Regions from separate parts of the Homo sapiens genome. Here region 1 is linked to region 2. A link is a contact called in ENCODE Hi-C or POLR2A ChIA-PET data. All regions are on one chromosome and are shown on one strand. Each heading gives the region's core, a stretch centred on a gene start or an enhancer-like site at or near the end of the contact. The rest is flanking DNA. Distances are from core to core; before and after follow the strand shown. Region 1 has its middle 66 kb from the start of SLC25A26. Region 2 overlaps MAGI1 (membrane associated guanylate kinase, WW and PDZ domain containing 1).

The links. Hi-C counts contacts between places; a loop is a spot of excess contacts on that map. ChIA-PET counts read pairs that join two places held with the same protein, here RNA polymerase II (POLR2A). Pooled maps may share reads with other maps.
Region 1: POLR2A ChIA-PET joins it to region 2 with 19 read pairs in BJ. The contact joins two enhancer-like sites. A Hi-C loop is called at or near these places in 1 of 50 pooled maps. POLR2A ChIA-PET finds 5 or more read pairs at or near these places in 3 of 52 experiments (BJ, WTC11 and activated CD4-positive, alpha-beta T cell).

Annotation. Positions count from the first base shown.
Region 1 is chr3:66,152,554-66,156,884 of GRCh38, forward strand. It overlaps a transcript of SLC25A26 not described here. Among named protein-coding and RNA genes, the nearest start is that of SLC25A26, 66 kb to the right of the region's middle. Within about 2 kb of position 2,143, at least 6 of the 41 ENCODE cell types and tissues checked have a DNase peak (open chromatin) inside an H3K27ac peak, as active enhancers do.
Region 2 is chr3:65,944,443-65,948,695 of GRCh38, forward strand. All of the region lies in intron 1 of MAGI1 (membrane associated guanylate kinase, WW and PDZ domain containing 1), which reads right to left. The region is part of intron 1 of MAGI1-IT1 (MAGI1 intronic transcript 1); the gene reads right to left. Among named protein-coding and RNA genes, the nearest start is that of MAGI1-IT1, 8.0 kb to the right of the region's middle. Within about 2 kb of position 1,774, at least 14 of the 41 ENCODE cell types and tissues checked have a DNase peak (open chromatin) inside an H3K27ac peak, as active enhancers do.

The DNA.
Region 1 (4,331 bases), core at 893-3,392, 210 kb after region 2:
AAAATGATATCAGCTTTTCCAGCTGTCACATCTCCATATGGTATCATCTAGTGGAAATAAAATCATCTATTCCCCCAGCCGTCAAGAAAAGGTCTAGTCTTAACTACAATTTGACTAACTTAGGTTATATCTGGGGTAGGGTGGGAGGGAATTTGTAATTTATTTGGCTGACGTTGTCTATTTGCTAGCTTCAGAAGTGGTAGCTTATATTGTCCTAGCTGGGTCCTGATGGTACACAGGTGCTCAAGTAATCCCATCTTGTGCCTTGGGTGTTTGTACATTCCATGAAATCACAAACACATACATGGACCCTTGCCTTCAAGCATCCACCTAGGGCAGTGGTTCTCAACTCTGGCCGTTTAGAATTACCTGGGAAATTTTTACAAATATAGATGTCTAGATTTGTAAAATAAGTTTCCTGGGGCAGGACCCCAATGATCCAAGTTTTTAAAAGACCCTTGAGGGTTTCTAATGTGTAGTTAAGGCTAGGAGCCATTTACCTAAAACATACTTCTCACTCCCCAGAGGAGGGGATTTTCTGTTCCCCAGGGGCCATTTATCAATGCAATGCTTGGAGCTATTTTTGGTCGTCACGACCAAAAATTACTACTGATAACTTTTGGTGTTACTACTGATATCTAGTGGAATGGTGCTAAACATCTCATAATGCACAGAAAAATCTCTTTTCCCCTACACAAAGAATCACTGGGCTTAAAATGTTGATAGCATTGAGGTTGAGAACACTTGATCTAGAGGGACAAGATGTTAGAACCAGTTATTTATGTGCAATGTATTCGGGCATACTGATAGGAAAACACACAGTATAGAACCATGGTTTTCGAGCTTTATTGCCCTTAAGAATTAACAGGAGTGCCTGTTTAAAACGAAGTTTCCTGAAGCTTGACTCCCTGAAGTATAGATTCTTCCAGCCTGGAGTGGGGTCCAGTCATCTAGATGTTTAATCTGATAAAGTCGCTGCTGATGCAGGTGGCTCTGCAGACCGCGCTTTGAGAAACACAACCGCAGAATGCGCAGAATTTCTTTTAATGTGTGCTTTCAGGTGTGAACCCAGGCAAAGTCCAGAAATAGCATCACGAAAGGCAACATCTTGAGCCAGGAATGCAAGTCTCCTGGTGGAATTTCAGGCACCAGCAGTGGGTGTGGAGATATTTCGGGCTGCTAAAGCCCTGGCAGCTCTTCCCCTTGCTCCTTGCTGGGCTTGGTCTTGTAAAGCCAAATGAAAACCCCAGCTAGTTCACGATCTTGTCTTCTTCCGAGGAAAGATTTGTCTGAAGACAGTGTTACTGCTTCCAAAGCACCGAGGGAGCTCTGGGGGTTTTATTGACATTCGTTTTCACAGCTCTGAGAAGGTTATTTCTATCCTTTCTGTCCGTAATGTGAGATGATAGGGGAGGAAAATAAGATTCCGTCAGGAGTGCGTGGTTTAGCCGAGTCCTTTCACGTAATCGTGAGCTGTGATGAGCTTGGTTGATTCTGGTCTGAGCGTCTGGGAAGCTCTGTGACCAGGCTGTTTATCGTTTCACTGCAGTGCCTGAATATAAAACTCGGGCACCAGACCCTGGCTGTCTGGGCAATTTGGGTATGAGACCGCAGATCTCACAAACTTCAGCCATCCACCCTGTCTCCCTGCGAGACCCCGGGCATTTATACAGCACTGCAGATAGACCCGCTGAGACCCACACTGTAGTAGCTTCAGCAGAGGGAGCTGATTAAATTCCTCTTTCCTTTGCTGCTTGCATTGTTTTGGCAGAGATTATCCTAAAAATAGCACAGCCCAGTCCTGCCTGGATGCCTTCTGCCTCATTTCTGCAGGGTTGTACGATGTGTATTATTCTTCCACACTTACTGTCTCATGGAAGAGGCAATATTCTGTGGAGGAGGAAAATGAAAAACCCTGGGCTTTGGAGACAGAAGACTGCCTTTCAATTCTGGCTCTGCCTCTGTCCAACCTCGTTTTCTTTTTTTCTTTTTTTTTTTTTTTTTTGGTGACAGTCTTGTTCTGTCACCCAGACTGAGTGCAGTGACGCCATCACAGCTCACTGCATCCTCAACTACCCACACCATGCCTAGTTAATTTTTGTTATTTTTAGTAGAGATGGGGTTTCATCATGTTGCCCAGGCTCATCTCAAACTGCTGGCTCAAGCGATCCACCCGCCACGGCCTCCCAAAGTGCTGGGATTACAGGCATAAGCCACAGCGCCCGGCGGGCCTTGTTTACTTTGGATAAGTCACTTAACCCTGGCGAGGCCTAGTTTTACTAGCTTGCCTATAAAATGGGCATATTCTAAAACCAATCTCATGGAATCATTTTGAAGGTAAAATCAGATAAAGTATGTATCAGCTCTTCAATAAACAATATTATGAGTATTCCCTATTCTGAGCAGACCATGCTGTCCATCATCTCAATTATGGCTTAGGTGTCTTTGTTTAGCCCAACACCATTCCTGGTACATAGTAGGCAGCATGTGCTACAAAGTTAAATTCATTATGTCTCTTCTTGTCTTTATTTGATTAATAGCTGTCATTCCTGCTAGAATTCCACAAGGGCAGGACAGTGTCTAGTTTTTGCATATCTGTGTCCCTTTACCTTTTAGCCCAGAGACCAGCTCAATAAATACTTGCTAAATTAACAAATGAATGAGTGAAATATGTGGCCGGGCGTGGTGGCTCATGCCTGTAATCCCAATACTTTGGGAGGCCAAAGCAGGAGGATCACTTGAGCCCGGGAGTTCGAAACTAGCCTGGGCAATGTAGTGAGACCCTGTCTCTACATAAAAAAATAAAAAAATTAGCCAGATGTGGTGGTGTGTGCCTGTAGTCCCAGCTACTCAGGAGGCTGAGGCAGAAGGATCACTTGAGCCCAGGAGGTTGAGGCTACAGTGAGCCACTGTGATTGTGCCACTGCACTCCAGCCTGGGCGACTGAGCAAGACCCTGTCTCCAAAAAAAGGAAAGAAAGAAAAGGGAAGAAAAAAGAAAAATGCATTCAAGTCAGCAAATATTTTGAGGATGGCTCCTATGTGGTAGGATTTTGTCATTAGACATTATTTGTTTGCAAGAAATAGAAACCAACCAAACTAATGTGAATTGAAAGAAATAGCCAAGTCTGGAAGTATGTCTGGAAGAGTACAGCCAGGTCTCCAGGGACTAGGTGAAAAACTGAAAAACCAGCACACTCAAATCAGCAAGTTCACTTGCCCAGACTCTCTCGCTCTCTCCCTACTTCCCTCTTCTCCTCTCATCTCCTCACATCCTCTCTGCAGTTAGTTTTATTCTTCTCTTCAGTTGCATACAGGCTCCTCTGCTTTGATCATACATGAGACCAGACCACTCCACTCTCTCATTTTAAGCACTGACTTCGACTTAGGAACCAGAGTCTCTGAGTCCCAAACCCAAATTTCTAAAAAAATGATGAATGTCTTAGCATAGGGGAAGAGTCAATTCCAGGTACAAGTAGATGATGTTGGGGAGATAGGGAGGTCCTCTGATCTGCCCCTCACTGTTCAGGGGCTCCAGAAGCAGGGGCTCAGAGGGAAAGCCAGGATACAAATTCCAACAGGGAGGATTGGAGACTGAGAGGTGATCATTGGCAAAAGCCCATCAACAGCAAGGGCACAGTGCTGAGCACTGGGGTACCATTCATTTATTCCAGAAATGTTCACTGGGTGCCTACTGTGTAACAGGCACTGTTCCAGATGCTGGGGTTACAGCAGTAACAAGGAAGATGACAAGGATCCTGCCCTCCTGGAGCCCTTATTCTACAATGCAAACAAGTCAACATTCCAACAAACAAGTATATGAGCAACAGAGCTTCATTTCTCCAATGAAGAAGATTTTCTTCAAAGCGGAGAAATTAGCAACATGATATAGGGTGATAGGGCCAGGGGTGGGAAGGGTTATTTTGATTGCCACTTAGTGTCCTGTTCTGTCATACTGGCCAAAAGTACTAAAAACAGTGCCAAGATTTGGTTCTTCTGCTTATAAAGAAGGGCATAAGAGTAGAGTCCAGAATGTTCCTTGCAATTCTCCTTATGCTTGTCATGATGTAGGGGATAATTGGAGGCAAACTATCTATCTTGGGACTGGAGAAGAGACAACCAGGCTCTGGGGCCACCCTTTGTAACTCTTTTTTTGGAACCTATCAAAAAAGCTCTGAGTGGCTCAGAACATGCCACACTCCGAGATCCACCTGCCTCTGATTGGGCTGGGGCCTGCCTAACACAGGCTTTGGGGAAAGTAGAGGGAATGTAGTGGGTGAAGAGAGCTCACCTGTTCACTTCAACTTTAGGCCTCTTAGACTTTTCCCAACA
Region 2 (4,253 bases), core at 524-3,023:
AGGAAGTTGAAGATGCAGTAAGACATGCTCATAGCACTGCACTCCAGCCTGGGCAACAGAGCAAGACCCTATCTCAAGGGAAAAAAAAATAAAGTGCTATTTAAATGCTAATAGCTTTCCAATGCCTTTTTTTGAGAAAAAGAACTAAGGAAAGGAAGAGCAAAAGAGAGAAAGAACAGAAGGAAGGAAAAGGAAGGGACGGAGGGAGGGAGCCATGAAGGGAGTCCTTTGGATATTAGATCTCCTGTGTGCAAGAAACTTCTAGAAGTATGACCAGCTCACCAAGGAAATAGCTAAAAAATAAAACAAAGATATATGTCTAAATTTCATACTCTTTGCAGCATTACAGAATAAGGGAAGATAGTTGGGGTAGAGAGGTGGATAACCCAACAATAGGGAAATGGTTAGGTAATAAAGAGAGTGTCAATTTTGTCCGACAGCATTAAAATATAACAACCAGGCAAATATTCATTATGTAATATTAGCATTCATTCATTATATTGAGGATATCCATTACATAATATTGCTGTGATGGGGCATGAAATAGAGGACGGGAACCAAATTCATCCATCACGTTACAACATATATGAAAAGCAACAAGGAAATTGGAAACAAGTGGTGTGTCCGTAGGGCAAGAGTGCTCAAATCTGGGAGCACCAATGGATCTGGTGGGGAAGCCCTTTTTAAAATGCAGAGTCTGTGGGCTCTCTCCCAAACATCCTGATTTTGAAGGGCCAGGGTGGACTCAAGAAACTGCATTTGGTTTTTTTGTTGTTGTTTTTAACTTTTACTTTAGGTTCAGGGATACATGTGCAGGTTTGTTATATGGATAAACTCGTGTCATGAGGGTTTGATGTACAGATTATTTCATCACCCAGGTACTAAACTTAGTACCCAATAGTTATTTTGTAATGACCACCTAGGAGATTCTGAGGCTGATGATCTGGGGACCACACATTCATTTCATGAAAACTTAATGGGTATGTAGTATCTGCTGTGAAAGCAAACTAAGTATAGCCTGAGAAGGACTCTGTACTTTTATATTTGAGTCCTTGTGGACCAACCTTGTCTAATAGGTAGACAAGGGTGAAAAACTAATTTAGGAGTATGCAGCTGTAACAATAGCTGAGTCTTGGCCAATCCCAGTAGCCATGCTTCAACCAGTCATACACTGCTGAGTGTTCAACTCTTTTCCAAATAAGGCAAATGCCAAGGTGTAACCCATCCAGCTATTTCTGTATCTCACTTCCGATTTCTGTATGTCATTTCTCTTTTCTTGCCTATAAATTTATTCTGACCACAGGGCATCCCTGGAGTCTCTGTGAATCTGCTGTGATTCTGGGGACTACCCAATTCGTGAATCATTCGTTGCTCACTTAAACTTCTTTAAATTTAATTTGGCTGAAGTTGTTCTTCTAACACTGCCAATCCCTGTTCTAGGTGCTAGAGACAGAGCAGTGGCTAAAGGCACACTTGAGAGGCAAGCAATAAAGTGGTAATCATTCTTTTAAAAATCTTTAGTATTAAAATAGTATTTATTAAATAAATTCCCTGAAAAAAAATCAAGAGCCAACATTTTCCTGCTCTCTAATTTATGTTTTACTTAAGAGGAAATGCACCTTAGAAAGCTCTCTGGGCCTGGCCCTAGGGTCCGCCTACAGCATGGACACTGGAAGGGGGTGGCCACCGAGGGTATCTGTCCAAGTGAGGTCCTGGCACTTCCTGCCATTCCTGCATGCCCTCCCAGGGCACTAAGGGTGATGACTGGGAATTAGAAAGGGTGGTGATGAAGAAGGAATAAAAAATGTGTTACTTCAACTCACAAGAAACACAAGTTAAAGAACTTTCGGGAACTACAAGTCCTCGTCAGCGTCTTGTGGGCTATTGACGCTGACCTCCCAACTTGGTGCCAGTTAGAATTTCCTCCCTGCCTTTTCTGCATTTCATCATTTATTTCCTGGTTTGGAATATTAAAACTTTGCTTACATCCTGTTTTGGTCCCTTTGGTTTTTTTTTCCGTTGGGCAGAAATTTCAGCAACCTCCTCCAGGTTAGAGAAAAGCAGAGCCAAGGGTGGCAATGACTTTCAGCATGGACGAGAACAGCCACCAAGAGGGGAGAGCTCAAACCTATTTGTCTTGGCAATGGCATTCAGTGAGCTGCTGGTTATGTCATCTGCCTACAAGTAGGCCTCACTGTTTTGCAGTCATCCATTTCCCAATAATGGTATCCTGACACCACACACGCACACCCAGATCTGGCAGCGCACCCACCAGCCTGCGCTGACTCCAGAAGAGGTAGGGCCAGGGACAAGAAAACGAAAAACAATCCACATGAAACAGATCACTTAAGAATGTTAAATATTAAAAATGCTGTTTTCACCTGCAGAGTAAGAAAATATAGGAAAAAGTGGATAGCTGGAGAATTTTATGCAGCTAATGAGTTTATACAGTTTAAAAGCACACTTTTGAACTAAAATCTAAAGTGACAAAATCATGAAAGCTAAGCAGTATGCAAAACTCTACAACTGAAGTGTTTCACCTCAGTATTTTATATGAATTAATTTCAATTTACAGCTAAATGTCAAGGCAAATTTGTTTCTTTTCTATCTTGTGTTATGTTTGGTACCCTAAGGCTTTTAGACACTGAATAACTTATAAACAAATAACATCTCATCCTCATTGTTATGTAAAATAACTCCCGAGCTTGTGTTTCCTGTAGTTCTTCAAGGAAAGAGGATCCTAATGTTGAAAGAAAATTGTATTGGTAAGCCATAGCAAATGGTTCCTAAAAGCAGACTAACAAAATGCTAAGATAATAGGCCCCTATCATTTTATATTTATGGTTTTATCTATAGTAATTCTGGGATTAGAATTTGTAATACCCCAAACAGCATATGTAAGGTATAAATATCTCCTAAATATATTTAAAACCTGGAAAAATTATACAATCAACCTAAAATGGAGGAACACAAAGAATAATACAACATGTCTCTAAATTCTGACATAAATTTAAGGGATGAAAACTCCTATATTTATATTTTTAAATCATCAAATGAATACACTGAGATAAGCTATAATAAAATTATTATGCTCAATTTACACTAATTATAAATTGTACGTTTCTGATTAACTGTTGAGGCTTTCAAGTGAAAGCTTTAATCAGCAATATCAGTTTTTTGGTTTGTTTTTCTGAGACGGGGTCTCGGTCTGTTACCCAGACTGGAGTACAGAAGTGCAATCACAGCTCACTGCAGCTTGGATCTCCTAGGCTCAAGCGAGCCTCCCACATCAGCCTCCTGAGTAGCTGGTACCACAGGCATGCACCATCATGCCCAGCTAATTTATTTTATTTTTAGTATTGATGAGATCTCACTATGTTACCCAGGCTGGTCCCAAACCCTGAGCTCAAGCAATCTTCCTGCCTCAGCCTCCCAAAGTGCTGGGATTACAGGCATTGAGCAACTGCTGTGCCCAGCAATCAGCAATATCTTTCTCTTTTTTTTTTTTTTTTTTTTTGAGACAGAGTCTCACTCTGTCACCCAGGCTAGAGTGCACTGGTACGATCTTGGCTCACTGCTACCTCCGCCTCCCAGGTTCAAGCGATTGTCCTGCCTCAGCCTCCTGAGTAGCTGGGATTACAGGCACATGCCACCACACCAGGCTAATTTTTTTGTATTTTTAGTAGAGACGGGGTTTCACCATGTTGGCCAGGCTGGTCTCAAACTCCTAACCTTAAGTGATCAGCCCACCTCAGCCTCCCAAAGGGCTGGGATTACAGGCATGAGCCACTGCACCCAGCCTGGCAGTATCTTTTTAAAAATAATTGCTGCTAGCAGCAATGGACACTCTGCCCTGGAATATTATAAGATATATCTCCAGCCTTCCTAAATGACTCCCTTGTTTCATAAAACCCCAAATTTTCTGCCTTTTCTTTGAGACTTTCTTCATTAATGAAAGTTCTCTTTATTGCAATAGCCTAAATAAAAAACCCAATACATGTGCCCTTTTATTATACTAAAACCCAAATGGTTCAAGTAGAGCTTATGGTAACTTTTAAATGAGATTAAAAATCACTTGGCCGGCCTCATGAAATTACAGTTTGAGTTAGGCCCAGAAGCCTGAAAATTTTGGAAAGTTCAGTAGGGTTAACCCAAAAAACATCTAAATCCAGGTTTAAATTTGGGAAATCTTTTCTTTAAAAGAGAAGGACACAATTCAAACTGGCTCAACTTATTCAACATACTTATAAAAC